Linked DNA regions of Homo sapiens: region 1 is linked to region 2. Evidence: chromatin loops called from intact Hi-C (ENCODE). Cell type or tissue: CD14-positive monocyte. All regions are shown on one strand. Links, peaks and the distances in the headings refer to the core of each region. The heading gives the core; the rest is flanking DNA. Region 1 has its middle 7.8 kb from the start of GOLGA4. Region 2 overlaps TRANK1 (tetratricopeptide repeat and ankyrin repeat containing 1).

Evidence for each region. Hi-C counts contacts between places; a loop is a spot of excess contacts. Peaks named below come from ENCODE experiments on the same cell type or tissue, not always from the same donor. Only the 100,000 strongest peaks of a DNase experiment are listed, where the experiment ranks them.
Region 1: a loop joins it to region 2, with 2.9 times the contacts of the local background. A loop is called at or near these places in 4 of 110 quality-filtered maps.

Annotation. Positions count from the first base shown.
Region 1 is chr3:37,231,320-37,239,655 of GRCh38, forward strand. No RefSeq gene overlaps it. Among named protein-coding and RNA genes, the nearest start is that of GOLGA4, 7.8 kb to the right of the region's middle. In CD14-positive monocyte, for the core only: no CTCF peak of the experiment used is centred there; a DNase peak (open chromatin) is centred at 4,912; H3K27ac peaks cover 653 bases.
Region 2 is chr3:36,901,010-36,909,345 of GRCh38, forward strand. It overlaps TRANK1 (tetratricopeptide repeat and ankyrin repeat containing 1), which reads right to left. Exons shown (of 24, transcript NM_001329998.2): 2 at 7,314-7,445; 3 at 2,140-2,266. Among named protein-coding and RNA genes, the nearest start is that of TRANK1, 40 kb to the right of the region's middle. RefSeq lists enhancers at 6,885-6,934, 6,955-7,274, 7,285-7,434. In CD14-positive monocyte, for the core only: a CTCF peak has its summit at 3,849; DNase peaks (open chromatin) are centred at 3,892, 5,972, 7,142 and 7,482; H3K4me3 peaks cover 1,722 bases; H3K27ac peaks cover 2,283 bases.

The sequences.
Region 1 (8,336 bases), core at 324-8,323, 330 kb after region 2:
TTTTTGAGACAGGGTCTCACTCTGTCACCCAGGATAGGGTGCAGTGGCGTGATCTCAGCTCACTGCAGCCTCTACCTCTCTGGAGCAACGATCCTCCTATCTCGGCCTCCAGAATAGCTGTGACTACAGGTGCACACCACAAACCCAGCTAAATTAAATATTTTTTTGCAGAGACAAGGTTCTGCTACATTGGCCAGGCTCAAACTCTTGGGCTCCAGTGATCCACCCATTTTGGCTGCCCAAAGTGCTGGAATTACAGGTGTGAGCTACCGCGTCTGACCAAAATTGCCATTTTTGAAGTTAAAAAAAATCAGCAATTCCATGAGATTCAATCTAACATATGTGTATAGCATATGCTTATGCACATAATTTTTAATCACACTGATGATAGCATGCTATATACACAATAGATTTCTCACTTAACAATTAATCCTGAGATCTCCCCATATCAATATATATAGAGCTGCCTCATTCTTTTTTTTATTTTGTGCCTATTTATTAGTTTTCTTGGCTAAATATTGTTATTCTAAAATTTACATGCAGAAAAATTGAGCTCCATTTTTGATTTACAGCTCTATGAGTTGTAATGCATGCATAAATTTGTGTACCCATTACAATCGGGAAACAGAAATAAGTCAAATATATCAGTGTAACCTCCAACAATGACCAAAACAAAATATTATCAGTGCTCGAAAATCTCCTCTGAAACCCTCATCTCCATTGCTATGCCTTTCCTATACCCCAAGACAATATTTTCCTTTACTTCTAACACAATAAATTAATTCTGGCTTATATGGAATTGTATAGGGAATCATGTACACTAAAACATCCTTTCGTTTGTCTTTTTTCTGTTCACCATGATGTAAGATTTATCTATATTGTCTTATGATTACTATAGAGCAATGAATTGCACCATATTTCATTATATTATAGTATTTTTGATAAGCAGAATTCAAAATAAACTTTTGCATAGATTGACAAACTATTTTTATTTATGGTTTCTGGATCTTGTGTTACACTTAGGCCTTTAGCACTCCAAGATTATAAAATTCTCTTACATTTTCTCCTAGTACTTTAATAATTTCTTTCTTTCTTTCTTTCTTTCTTTTTTGAGACAGTCTCACTCTGTCGCCCAGGCTGGAGTGCAGTGGCGCGATCTCGGCTCACTGCAAGCTCCGCCTCCCGGGTTCACGCCATTCTCTCGCCTCAGCTTCCCGAGTAGCTGGGACTACAGGCTCCCGCCATCATGCCCGGCTCATTTTTTGTATATTTAGTAGAGACGGGATTTCACCGTGTTAGCCAGGATGGTCTCGATCTAGTGACCTTGTGATCCGCCCTCCTTGGCCTCTCAATGTGCTGGGATTACAGGCGTGAGCCACTGCGCCCAGCCAATAATTTCATTTTTTTCAAACTTAATTCCCACCCCTACCCCGCCACCAAAAGATATCAACCTATTACCCAAATACTCATTTAATCCTTACAGGAATTATAGTGGATACAATTGAGAGGTGACAGCGTGCTGGCAGTCCTCACAGCCCTCGCTCGCTCTTGGCACCTCCTCTGCCTGGGCTCCCACTTTGGTGGCACTTGAGGAGCCCTTCAGCCCACTGCTGCACTGTGGGAGCCCCTTTCTGGTCTGGCCAAGGCCGGAGCCGGCTCCCTCAGCTTGCAGGGAGGTGTGGAGGGAGAGGCGCGAGCGGGAACCGGGGCTCCGCGCCGTGCTTGCGGGTCAGCCGGAGTTCCGGGTGGGCGTGGGCTTGGCGGCCCCGCACTCGGAGCAGCCTGCCGGCCCTGCCGGCCCCGGGCAATAAGGGGCTTAGCACCCGGGCCAGCAGCTGCGGAGGGTATACTGGGTCCCCCAGCAGTGCCAGCTCAAGAGCGCTGCGCTCGATTTCTCACCGGGCCTTAGCTGCCTTCTCGCGGGGCAGGGCTTGGGACCTGCAGCCTGCCCTGCCTGAGCCTCCCACCCTCTCCATGGGCTCCTGTGCGGCCCGAGCCTCCCCGATGAGCGCCTCCCCGATGAGCGCCGCCCCCTGCTCCACGGCGCCCAGTCCCATCGACCACCCAAGGGCTGAGGAGTGCGGGCGCAAGGCGAGGGACTGGCAGGCAGCTCCACCTGCAGCCCCAGTGCGGGACCCACTGGGTGAAGTCAGCTGGGCTCCTGAGTCTGGTGGGGACGTGGAGAATCTTTATGTCTAGCTCAGGGATTGTAAATACACCAATCGGCACTTTGTATCTAGCTCAAGGTTTGTAAACACACCAATCAACACCCTGTGTCTAGCTCAGGGTTTGTGAATGCACCAATCGACACTCTGTATCTAGCTACTCTGGTGGGGCCTTGGAGAACCTTTGTGTTGACAGTCTGTATCTAGCTAATTTAGTGGGGACGTGGAGAACCTTTGTGTCTAGCTCAGGAATTGTAAACGCACCAATCAGTGCCCTGTCAAAACAGACCACTCCACTCTACCAATCAGCAGGATGTGGGTGGGGCCAGATAAGAGAATAAAAGCAGGCTGCCTGAGCCAGCAGTGGCAACCTGCGGGGGTCCCCTTCCATACTGTGGAAGTGTTGTTCTTTTGCTCTTTGCAATAAATCTTGCTACTGCTCACTCTTTGGGTCCACACTGCTTTTATGAGCTGTAACACTCACAGCGAAGGTCTGCAGCTTCACTCCTGAAGCCAGCGAGCCCACGAGCCCACCGGGAGGAACGAACAACTCCAGATGCACCGCCTTAAGAGCTGTAACACTCACCGCGAAGGTCTGCAGCTTCACTCCTGAGCCAGCGAGACCAGGAACCCCCCAGAAAGAAGAAACTCCGAACACATCTAAACATCAGAAGGAACGAACAACTCCAGATGCCCCACCTTAAGAGCTGTAACACTCACCATGAGGGTCTGCGGCTTCATTCTTGAAGTCAGTGAGACCAAGAACCCACCAATTCCGGACCCACAATTACATGTCTTAATTTTAGAGATGAAGACACTGAAACATACAGAAGTTATTTTCCCCAATCACAAATAATAAATGGCAAAGCTGGCATCTGAACACAATCAGTTGACTTTAATGTTAATCTGCTTATTCATTACTCTATCCAGCCTTTCCATGGGAACTCATCACCATTATCAACATTACTGGCAAGCACCTCTTTTTTTTTAAACTACAACGGAAACACAGTATTTAAATGTTTGCAAGAGTGAATTAGGTTACTTAGGAGTCTAATTAGCAAGTAGTTACTTAGTAAGGAGTAGGGAATTTGACACCTTCTCATTTCTATCTCATGAACAGTTCTGTCTCTTACCAAGGGACCTCATTCTTGAAATAAGATTTACTTCTGAGCCCAGTGTTGTTTTCTCTTCAAATGATTGCTCTGATTCCATTTTTGAGTCATCAGCCATGTAAATATCTCTGGAACGTGTCATGTAAACAAATGCAGAACTGTTAAAAATTAAGTTGGGCCGGGCGCAGTGGCTCACGCCTGTAATCTCAGCACTTTGGGAGGCCGAGGCGGGCGGATCACGAGGTTAGGAGATCGAGACCATCCTGGCTAACACAATGAAACCCTGTCTCTATTAAAAATACAAAAAATTAGCCGGGCGCAGTGGCCAGTGCCTGTAGTCCCAGCTACTTGGGAGGCTGAGGCAGGAGAATGGCGAGAACCCAGGAGGCGGAGCTTGCAGTGATCCGAGATCGCGCCACTGCACTCCGGCCTGGGTGAAAGAGCAAGACTCCGTCTCAAAAAAAAAAAAAAAAAATTAAGTTGAACAGCTTAAAAATATTAGCAAACTGTGACTCAGAGAAGTGAAGGAAGTGTTAAACACAGCTGGAGACCAGGAAAGAGGGCAAGAAGTCCTGGAGTCACTTTCTAGTTCTATCACTGAGATCATATTACTATGGACAAGTCATTTTTTGGTTCTTTGTGTCTATTTGTCAAACAGAGCCAATAAGAGTAAGAAGTAGCTCTTCACTTTTCCATAGTTTATTTACTTTATGCCAGTAATGGGCATTAAATTAACAACAAACATTTGTTTAAATTTTTAAATTTTAAATTAAAAAAAAATTTTTTTTTGAGACGGAGTCTTGCTCTGTCACCCAGGCTGGAGAGCAGTGGTGCGATCTCAACTCACTGCAACCTCTGTGTCCCAGGTTCAAGCAATTCCCCTGCCCCAGCCTCCCAAGTAGCTGGGATTACAGGCATGTGACACCACGCCCGGCTAAGTTTTATATTTTCAGTAGAGATGGGGTTTCACCATGTTGGTCAGGATGGTCTTGAACTTCTGACCTCATGATCTGCCCACCTCAGCCTCCCAAAGTGCTAGGATTACAGGCGTGAGCCTGTAACAACAAACATTTTTAAAAACCCTCTAAAGATAAGTTATACCAGGCTGAAAAGTTGGCTAAATTCCAGAGAGTCTAAGTTTAGACTCTGATGTGTAGAACTTTCTTCCATGAGAGGTTTTCCAACTGTTTTATAATTAAAATTTACATAGCCTTACAATATTCTCCTGTAAAAGTAAATATTAACAACATAACATTTCGAAGCTTTCTAATGAAGTATATTAAAACAATATAGTAATACAAATATTTCAATTTCTACATCTTTGTTACTTGTTACAACAAAAGTCTCTCTTCTCCCACCTCCATATCTTGAGTAGAACTGTAATGAAAGGAAGTAAGAGCTGGGGTCATAAAATATGTGACACCTACCCTAAATTCAACTCATTCCCCCCTCTCCCCCAACTCCCATCCCGTAAAACCCCTTGGAAGCATAAGCATCAAGATCCCCAGGGAACTGCAGTCATGCTGTCCAGGCTGAGACCAGTAACAAATGGAGAAGTGTCCCATAGCAGAGAGGTGATTTAGCAAAAGTAAAGAGACAGTGAGAAGAACACATAACTTGGAAGATGAAGGACTATTTTACTTCCCTAAATATACTTAGAGGGAATTGTCCCTTAGGGGAAAAGGAAGAGCAAATATCTGGGTTACATGAATTGTGTAATACAATGTGAAAGAACTATGATAACATACACACTTAAGATGACGTTTTAACATTGCTTATAATTAAATAAATGGAAACTACAACAAAAGTAAAATACGATTCACCATCTTTTTGACTGACAAAAAATTAAAAACATATTCATAAGGGCATTTCCCACACTATCAGTAGAAATATAAATTGCTATACATTTTGGAGATCAAGTTGGCATTAATCATGCTCATTGGATGGAACTCTCAATTATACTTCTAGAAATCCATTATTTTCTTTTTTCTTTTTTCTTTTTTTTTTTTTTTTGAGACGGAGTCTCGCTCTGTCGCCAGGCTGGAGTGCAGTGGCACCATCTCGGCTCACTGAAACCTTGGACTCCCTGGTTCAGGTGATTCTCCAGCCTCAGCCTCCCGAGTAGCTGGGACTACAGGGGCGCACCACCATGCCAGGTTAATTTTTGTATTTTTAGTACAGACGGGGTTTCACCACGTTGGCCAGGAGGGTCTCAATCTCCTGACCTCGTGATCCACCTGCCTTGGCCTCCCAAAGTGCTAGGATTACAGACGTGAGCCACCACTCCCGGCCAGAAATCCATTATTTTCTACAGAAACATACACACTAGTATACAAACATTTATTTATAAAGTTGCTCACTTTAATAGTTTTTTATTAGCAAAAAACAGGAGAGAAGCTAAATGCCTACCAATTAGAAATCTTAAATTATAATTCATACATAGTATAAAATACTATGCAGCCATTAAAGGGATTGAAATACATATACTGATTAGAAATGATATTCATGGCATATTAATTGAAGAAAGCAAGATATGGATTTTGTATAATCAATTTTTCATAAAACAAAACTAAATATATTTATGTATAATTAAATGTATATATTTCATATATTTTATGTATAGATAATTAAATGTATATATTTTATAAATACAGAAAAATTAAAAAAACGAAAAATGAATTACTAATAGAGGTTATTTGCAGGAACCAGATTACATTTGTTACAGTGAGCATATTACTTTTGTAACAAAAGAAGATAAAAATTCAGTGTGATACATACATTAACAGCATGTAAGACTGAGGCTGTATAGAGGAGAGCATGATTAACTCCACTGATATGTGTGTGTCGGGGGTGGTTTGGGGAGTGGTATTAGAGAATGCTTGAAAGAGATTATGAAATATGAGCACAGCATTGTCCAGGGTAGAGAGGCAAAGTGGAAAAGGAAGAAAGGTACAGTCAAGGAGGACAATGAGTACACTGCCGTACTCATGATTTTCACAACTGCTCTATATAATTTGTAGACCAAAAAAAAGAAAGGCAAGCACGTATATAAAAGCAGGTTGTGGGCCAGGTGTGGTGGCTCACGCCTGTAATCCCAGCACTTTGGGAGGCTGAGGCAGGCGGATCACCTGAGGTCAGGAGTTCGAGACCAGCCTGGCCAACATGGCAAAACCGTCTCTACTGAAAATACAAAAATTAGCGGGGCGTAGTGGCATATGCCTATAATCCCAGCTACTAGGGAGGCTGAGGCAGGAGAATCGCCTGAATCCAGGAAGTAGAGGTTGCAGTGAGCCGAGATCATGTCACTGCACTCTGGCCTGAGTGACAGACTGAGACACCATCTCAAAAAAAAATAAAATAAAATAAAAGCAGGATGTGGCTAGGTGTGGCGGCTCACACCTGTAATCTCAGAACATCAGGGAGGCTGAGGCATGTGGAACACCTGAGCCCAGGTGTTGGAGACTAGCCTGGGCAACACAGTGAGACCCTGTCTCTCTCTCTCTCTCTTAAAAAAAGAAAAAGCAGAATGTGCCAAGGGAACCCTGAGTTAATTTGACATTTCTGGAACTTTGAAGTGTGAAGAGTGGCCAGGGTTTAGTAAGAGGGAAAGCAGGAGCCAGGCTGCTGAGGGCTTCTTGTACTGCCTGGTAGCACGAACACTGTTATGTAGGACAAGGTGACCACTGATGGGGTTGCAGCAGGAGAGTAACATCAGCTATGTGGAAGATGGATTGGAAAGAAGCAAAACTGGAAACTGGGGGGCCATTTAAATGATAAGCTATAATGAAGACTGAAACTAGTGGCGGGGTAAATTAGGAAAGCAGATGGATTTCAGAAGTATTTCAGAGGAAAATACACAAGACTTAGTGATTCTCTGGATATGGGTGATGTATAGAGAGAGATGTCTTGATTGACTTCCAAACTTTTGGCTTTGGTAACTGGGAAGATGGAGATTACACCAGCCAAGGTAGAAAATATAGATGAAAAAACAAGCTTATGAAAAGGAGAAGCAGCAAGAGGGTAAGAGGAAACACAGAAGGGACAAGCCTGATGGTGATGGTAGAGGGGTAGTAGCAGATGATTTTGTTTTTGGAGATGTTGAAGGTGAGATGCCTGTGGGCCATTAAGGAGGGCCATTAAGGGAAGTTGCCCAGTTGGCCATTAAGGCAAGTGGATGTATTAAGATTAATTGTTTTTTTTTCCCCCATTGGTAGTGTATTTAAAAAAACAAAACCCTGGCATAGTGGCTCACTCCTGTAATCCCAGCAATTTGGGAGGCGGAGGTGGACGAATCACTTGAGGTCAGAAGTTTGAGACCAGTCTGGCCAACGTGGTGAAATCCCGTCTTTACTAAAAATACAAAAATTAGTTGGCTTGGTGGCACAGGCCTGTAGTCCCAGCTACTCATGAGGCTGAGGCAGGAGAATTGCTTGAACCCAGGTGGCGGAGGTTGCAGTGAGCCGAGATCGCGTCACTGCACTCCAGCCTGGGCAACAGAGTAAGACTCTGTTTAAAAAAAAAAACAAAAAATACTAACTCTGTAGAAATGTAGTGTCAGGCCCTGTACTAGCACTGACTGGGATGCATGACAGACATAGTTCTTGGCCCTGCTCAACCTGAGAGCCCAGTGGAGATGCTATAGTCTAGAGCAGGGGTGTCTAATCTTTTTGCTTCCCTGGACCACACTGGAAGAATTGGCTTGGGCCACACATAAAATACACTAACAATAGCTGATAGCCCCCCCCAAAAAAATCACAAAAAAATCTCATAATGTTTTCAGAAAGTTTATGAATTTGTATTGGGCCACATTCAAAGCCATCCTGTGCCACATGCAGCCTATGGGGCCGTGGGTTGGACAAGCTTGATCTAGAGCTCAGGGGAAAGGTGTAGGCTGGAGTTCTCAACATACAGAGGGAGAGCGTTATGAGTGAGAATTAAACTCTTAGAATTGATAAGTTTCATTTACTGTGAATTGTACGCTTTACGCATATCATCTCATTTGAACTTCACAACAATCCTATGAAATAGTATTAAATTATTAAAGATGAGGAAAATGAAA
Region 2 (8,336 bases), core at 153-8,152:
AAAGAGAGGAGGAAAAAAAAGTGTGTTTCGTTTTTTCTAACTAGGCAAGCTGATAATCTCCCATTTCTTTGCCTTCCTCAGATTCAAGGTTGTTTTTTTTTTTTTTTTTGAGGAAGATGAAGGGGATCAGAATATGCCACCCTAAAATATGCCACTTTGGCATAAGGATTATTTCGAGCTGAAGGTATCTGAGATTCAACAGATGCAAAAAGAAGCCTCCCCTGAGCTTCACTTAACTGATTAAAAAGCAGAAACTCTGAAGAAATGAGGACTGCCATAAATCTTCTCTCCCAGGGAAGTTTTATGGCCATGAAGAAGAGAGAAATTGAGCACCAAGACTGGCCTGAACAAACCTTGCTAAGATAGCCCCTTATCTTCCACTACGTTCCCACATATATACACCTTCCCACAGTTTGCAGCCCCTAGAGACCTAAAACTCTTTTCCTTTATCTTGTCGCATCCCCACAATTTATTATTCTTTATTAAAAATATCATAGAAGATCTCAGGCCTGTCCACATTTTTTGGAGCTTTACCTCTCTTCTAGAAAGATTCCTTTGACACATAAAAGTGAACATCAAATGAAATCTGTGTGCTTTTCTCTCGTTAATCTGTCTCTTGTCAATCTGATTTGCAAGGCCTCAGCCACTGAACCAAAAGAAGGTAGAGGGAAAATTTTTTGCCTTGCCTGTAGAGGACAATTGCGGTGGGGAAGGGGAGAGAGGATGGAGAGAGACTCCCAGGAGTTCTGGGTAAGAACTAGGAAGTGGCCCTGGTTGCTGTGCTGTCAGGGGCTGCTGCAGGTTTGGCCAATCAAGGAAGAAGCCCCTTGATGTAAGAGCATCAAGTCCCTTGGGCCACAGTCACAGCCTCCACTTCCGGGATTTGGGCAAAACCCAAATATTAATACTGTCCCAGCGAGAGGATTGGGAATATCCTAAAATACCTTTGGGAAGAAATTTCCCAGGAATGCACTCCCATTTTCAAAACTAGTCAATAAATTCTAAAGCAGAGGTATCCAATCTTTTGGCTTCCCTGGGCCATATTGGAAGAAGAATTGTCTTGGGCTACTTATAAGATCCACTGACACTAACAATAGCTGATAAGCTTTAAAAAAATAACCGCAAAAAAAAATCTCAATGTTTTAAGAAAGTTTATGAATTTGTGTTGGGCCACATTCAAAGCTGTCCTGGGCCAGGGGTTGGACGAGCTTGTTCTAAAATATTCATCTTCCAATAAGAAGTTTAAGAGTCAGTGTCTACTTATTATGTAAAATATCCAAATCCCTCTCTTAAAGTTAAAGTACTCTATAGGTCAAACCTCCACCACTCCCTTTCCATTGTATTTTGTTTCTAGCAGTCACACATTATGTGTTGCTTCAGATGCTCCAGAGTGGCTATTGAATTTAAGGCCTCTGAATGTAGTGCTCTTTTTCTCCCCAGATTGAATGCAAACTACTCAAGAGCTGGGATGAGTCTTCTGCTCCTTTTGTCTGCCTTGAGGCACCAAGAACAGTAAAGGTGCCATGAAGAGTGGCACTCAGGGCATTTCTGATGAAAAAACAATCAAATGATGTTTATTGACCTTTGTTAACAATCTTAAAGGGTCTTAGTGGCCTCTCAAACTCCATGATCTCTCTGAAGAGCTGGTTTCTACTATAAGAAATGCCTTCTGAAAAATTGGTTTTGTGTCACCCACCCAGCTTGCATTTGAAGTAAAGCTTTGCTCAGATGAAACTTGCGAACGGCAAAGAACATGCACAGATTATGAGTTTGGGTGTAACTATATCAGAACAAAACAAGTTCCTCTGTGATCTCCATTGTGCTCCATCCACTAGGAGGCCAAGCTCTGCTGTTCCTACAAAGTGCATTTCAACACTAGGCGATCCTTGTTTTTACTCTTCTCCAGATAATGATCACATGCCCCATGGGCATCTGTCTGAAGATGCAAAGAGATCTAGAAGAACTCCTAGCATTTCCACTTTTAAAAGGAATGGAAAGAGGCAGGCTAAAAGGAAGGAGGCAGCAGCTGCCACCCCCAGGTGCCACTGCCCCACACTTTCTCTCATCCTTTCATACCTTCATCCACCACCCCAATACTCTCAAGTCATCTCCCCACACCTTCACCCTCCCACCCCATACCTTCACGTAGGTTGGATCCCATTGGAGACATTCCTTGGCAGCAACAAATGCCTCATTCCACTTCCCAAGGCTGAAAAATGCATTTGATTTGTTGCACAGCAGCACAGCCAAGTCCCTCGGGGGAACCCTGTAAGAACAAACCGGTGGTCTGTCATGGTTCTGCAAATACAGAAAACAGTCTGTGAAGTCCCCCCATTCGGTGCTGGCTGCTGCCATCAGGAAGGGGGTTTCAGTAGGAAATGACTCATTCATGCTTATCAGATCAGTCTCCCAGACCCCAAACGAGCCTGGAACATTTACAATATATAAATCTGTCCTTCCTCACTCCCAAATACTCTGCTCCCGTCTTTTAATGACAATTGTTCTCAACAGGTTGGTTCCATCTCTCACTGATCTCCACGCATAATCATTTCATCTCCATTGCCAGCCCTCAGAAGAATCGGCTTCAGGTAAGAGGCCTGTGCAGGCCCTGGGAGCAGGGCCTATAAGGCAGGGAATTCCATAGTCTTGGTACCCACAGTGTAGACCAAAGGGGATGCAAGAACTCTGGGTGAGTACGGCCCTGGCCCCACAGACTCCTGCCTGTGAGGAGGGGCACAGCTGGAAGATGGCCAAAGGAGGGCCCTTTAAAGCGCAGCAGGGCAGGGATGGCTCTGGCCTTGGTCTAGAGGTAATATAGCTGCAAGTTAATGCTGAAACCAGGCCAGAAGAAAAAGGAAAATTCAAAGCAAACCACAATATGTCAAGAGAAGCCCAGCTACCAATGGAATATAAGACACACAAATAAAAAAAGCAAGCCTTATGACTTCTTTTTTATTTAATATCTTTGAGACAGAGTCTCACTCTGTCGCCCAAGCTGGAATGCAGTGGTGCAATCTCAGCTCACTGCAACCTCCACCTCCTGGGTTCAAGCACTTCTGCCTCAGCCTCCCGAGTAGCTGGGATTACAGGTGCACACCACCACACCCGGCTAATTTTTGTATTTCTAGTAGAGATGGGGTTTCACCATGTTGGCCAGGATGGTCTCGAATTCCTGACCTCGTGATCCGCCTGCCTCAGCTTCCCAAAGTGCTGGGATTACATAATTAAGATATTAAATAGGCCAGGCGCAGTGGCTCATGCCTGTAATCGCAGCACTTCGGGAGGCCGAGGCCGAGGCGAGGAGTTCGAGACCATCCTGGCCAACATGGTGAAACCCCATCTCTACTAAAATACAAAAAAATTATCTGGGTGTGGTGGGGTGCACCTGTAGTCCCAGCTACATGGCAGGCTGAGGCAGGAGAATCGTTTGAACCCAGGAGGAGGAGATTTCAGTGAGCCAAGATCGCACCACTGCACTCCAGCCTGGCAACACAGCAAGACTCCGTCTCAAAAAAAGAAAAAAAAAAATCTTAATCGTAAAAATAATACAAATCACTGTAGAATAATACAAAAATCACTGTAGATAATGCAGACAAGCACAAAAATATTAATAAACAAAGGAAAAATCACCTCCATTACTGTCCCCACCCTCGATGTTTTGTGTCTGGCTTCTTTCATGGCCCAACATTCCCTCTAGGTGAAGGGATGAGGCCCCAGAAGCACACAGGAGGCAGTGGGGTCAGGCAGTGAGGGATCAGCAAGGGAGCAGTGACCGCAAGTGTAAGAGATGCCATGGTGTCCATCCCAGACACTCTGGCCAGTGCAGCCATTCCCAGCTGCAATGTCTGTTGGCTGCAGCTAGAGGTTCTCAGCACCCTGTTCTCCAGAGATTTATCCTCAGCCTAATGAGAGCTACCCTCTCCCCAGGAAGTTACACCCATACTAGGGACTGAACTTCCCCCATCCCCAACTGCCAAAAAAAAAAAAATCCCTGGGTAGGCCGGGCACAGTGGCTCATGCCTGTAATCCCAGCACTTTAGGAGGCCGAGCGGGCGGATCACGAGGTCAGGAGATCGAGACCATCCCGGCTAACACGGTGAAACCCCATCTCTACTAAAAATACAAAAAATTAGCCGGGCGTGGTGGCAGGTGCCTGTAGTCCCAGCTACTCGGGAGGCTGAGGCAGGAGAATGGCGTGAACCCGGGAGGCGGCGGAGCTTGCAGTGAGCCGAGATCGTGCCGTTGCACTCTAGCCTGGGAGACAGAGCAAGACTCTGTCTCAAAAAAAAAAAAAAAAATCCCTGGGTTGAAGCCCTACCCCTCAATGTGACAATATTTGAACATGGAACCATTGGGAGGTAATTATGTTTAGCTGAGGTCATGAGGGTGGAGTCCTCACAATGGAATAAGAAGAGACGCTGGAGAGCTTGCTCTCTCCTCTTTGCACGTAACACAGTGAGAAGGCAACCATCTACAAGCCAGGAAGACAGCCCTCACAGGGGGCAGCTTGATCTTGGACTTCCCAGCCTGTAGAACTTTGAAAAATAAATTTCTGTTGTTTAAGCCACCCAGTCTGTGCTATTTTGTTATGGTAGCGCAAGCAGACTAATATAGCCCACTCCCTAGGATGACTGCCGGGAGCCAGACAGCCTAAAACCAGTGACTGACTGATATGAGAATCAAAAGGTTAACCTCCTTGCCTCAAGATGGAACCAGCTCTGCAGTATGATTCATGCTCCAGAGCTGCCTATGGGATCAGGCAAATCTTGCTTGGTTTAGACACCATCCCTGCTTAGAGCCTTCCTTGTGCCATCCTGCCTCCCTCAGTCCCCTTTCTCCTGCAAGTACGCTGTAAATCACATGCACCTGAGTCTCAGTGTTAGCTAGCTGTGGCAGGAAGGCCAGCAGCAGGTGATGGGCAAGGGGAACAGTGTCAGGAAGGTCCCACAAAAGGCAACATGAGGGTCCAGGCAGAAGTCCCAGTAGGGGTCACACAGTAAGTGGTGGAGCTGAGCTTTGAACACACATAGTGTGGGGTCAGTCTACAACCATAAACACTACACAATACTACCTCTTTCTAAGAAAGCTGAATGTTTGCCTTGATCGAGGATCTCTAGACCCAGCTCTGACACAATTCTGATATGTACCAGGACAAGGCAGAACTGCAGAAACTACAGACACAAGCTAATTACACTCAACTCAACCTCAACTAGAGTGTAGACATCAAGGAGATGGGAGGGGGAGGTGGAGCCGTGTTTCAGTAATTTAATTTGGTGCCATTTCCTAGCACAAGTTTAGGTTGTGTGCACCCTACAGATGCCAACATCTGCTCGCTCTACTGCAGCTGTTCCAAAAGGATGATCTGGGAACTTCTGGGGACCCTCAAGGCCACTGCAGGTGATCCACAAGGTGAAAATACTTTCACAGTTGTGGTAAGCTGAATAATGGCCCCCAAATACTGTTCTTTTTATGGAAAAAGACAAACTTTTGTGATTAACAAATGATGTAGCAGATGTGATCAATTTAAGGATTTTAGGAATAGGAGATTATCCTGAATTATGATAAAATCACAAGGGTCCCTATGATCGAGAGAGACAGAGGGAGACAGAAGCACAGCTGAGGAGAAGGCAAGGTGATGACAGAAGCAGAGATTGGAATGATAAGCTTTGAAGATAAAGGAAGGAGCCACAAGCCAAAGAATACACACCGCCACTCAAAGCTGAGAAAGGCAAGGAAGTGCCTTCTCCCCCTCAGAGCCTCCACAAAGAACCAGCCCTGCTAACACCTTGATTTTAGCCCCATTAGACTCATTTAGAACTTCTGATCTTCAGAATTGCAAGAGAAAAAATTTGTATTGCTTTAAGCCCTAAATTGGTGGTAACTTGCTACAGCAGCAACAGGAAACTAATACAATAATTAAGACATAATGTGCCTTGTTCATACTCATTCCCTCACACTCACACAGGGAGTTTTCCAGAAGCCATATGACATGTGATATTGCAACAGACTGAATACAGATGTAAGAAGCCAGCTGTCTTCTGTGGAGACAAGACATTAAGAAGGAGATTTACAAAAATGTACAAGTTTTTGTTTTGGAAAATATACTTTAAAAATACAACATGTAATAGATTTACTGATATATTTATTTATTTATTTTTGAGACAGAGTTTCACTCTTGTCACCGAGGCCAGAGTTCAATGGCACGATCTCGGCTCGCTGTAACATCTGCCTCCCACGATCAAGCGATTCTCCTGCCTCAGCCTCCCAAGTAGCTGGGATTACAGGCGTGCGCCACTACGCCCAGCTAATTTTGTATTTTTAGTAGAGATGGGGTTTCACCATGTTGGCCAGGCTGGTCTTGAACTCCTGAAGTCAGGTGATCTGACCGCCTCGGCCTCCCAAAGTGCTGGGATTACAGGTTTGAGCCACTCTACCCAGCAAATTTATTGATTTTTTTTTTTTTTTTTTTTTTTGAGACGGAGTCTGGCTCTGTCGCCCAGGATGGAGTGCAGTGGCGTAATCTCGGCTCACTGCAAGCTCCACCTCCCGGGTTCACGCTATTCTCCTGCCTCACCCTCCGGAGTAGCTGGGACTACAGGTGCCCACCACCACACCCGGCTAATCTGTTGTATTTTTAATAGAGATGGGGTTTCACCCTGTTAGCCAGGATGGTCTCGATCTCCTGACCTCGTGATCTGCCCACCTCGGCCTCCCAAAGTGCTGGGATTACAGGCATGAGCCACCGCACCCGGCCAATATTTTTAAATAAATACATATTTTATTTTTTTATCAGTTTTAAGTTCTACCATACTGTATTGACAGCTACAGCCTACATAAACAGAAGAAGCTCTTTAGGGTCCTCAGCAATGTTTAAGCATGTTGTGATACTACAATGTTTGAGAACAGGTCTGTAAGAAGCTGAAGGGGCAAGGAAAGAGAAAGTGAACCTTAGTGCCCGGCGGGGTGTGCGCTGTGGCCACGGAGTAAATGGCATAGATAATAAAGAAGATGAAATGAATGACAACGAAGAGGTTTGTTCGAAGACTTCAGCCATCCCATTAAATCTGACCCCTAGCCAGCCAGAACGGGAAGTTTTGTTATGTTTATCAACAGTCCTCTATGTTTCACTTTCTATTTCCCTTCTTACACAATCCCTGTTCACTTCTAAGCTGACAATGCAGAGAAGATAAATAGGAAGTGAGCAATAAAGAAAACAGAAACAGGGTGGAATGATAAGAAATGAAAAGAAATCATAAGGAACAGAGTCCCATGTACTGAAAAAGAAAAGATGAGGTGAAAATGCAAACACTTACCCCCACTGGTATAACTGCAGGAGAATCTGGATGGCTTCATCGTACTTTCTGATGGCCAAAGAGAAGTTCCCATTCTTAAGAACCTGGTTGCCGGATTCTTTCAGCAGCTCAGCGTAAGCTGTCAGGTCCATCCTGTGAGGAGACGGGGGAGACGCTTGCTGCCAGACCCGTGCAGGGCATGTTCACCTTCCGGTCTGCATTGCTGAAATCTGGAGAAGGAGTTCGCTCACTATGGCCCCACCCACCTTCAAAGGGCACATCTTGGCAACACCTCTCACCACCAGGAAACCAGGCAGAGTGTCTGACAAGACTATTTCTTTGTCAGTTCTTTTCTGTTCTCAAGGGTGGCCAGACCAATTCCATTTATTCAGCATTAATGATCTGGAGGAGGCTGCTTCCATGCATGAGACAACATAAACCTGGCAGGTAGTGAGTGCTATCCCTGTAACTGGCATTATTATTAATCTCATTTACCCATCATCACAGCCCACAGGAAGGCATTGTCCCCACTGTTCAGATGAGGAAACTGAGGCTCAGAGGTTCAAGTCACTTGCCTAAAAATCTGCTGATGGCATTTCCCATTTCTGACCCCAGATCTGACCAATTTCTAGTTTCTGCTCTTGACCACTGTACCACATCACGTATTGGTAAAAACTCAGCTGATAGTACTTCCACTCTCTTAGCAGATGGAACAGGGAGGGCAGGTGAAGGCCTCAGTATGCAAGTGGCTAGGACACAGAGACACAACCACTGTCTCTCCTGTCCCCCTCCTTTCTTAAAACACTATAAAATAAGCCTTGAAATATTTGTCCCTGAGACAGCCATTGCCTGCCTACTTGTCTGTGTCCCCCAAGGGTATTTGCCTCTTTCAGGTCAAACCCCTATTTTGTTAAGTTTTGTAGCCGTATGGCCTTGAACATAAGGGGTACTTAAATATCTGTGGTGTAACAATTGAATGCCAGACCCAGAGAAGACGCACATTACTGATTTTCTCCAGTGTGGCCTGGGTGGTTGGAGAGAACT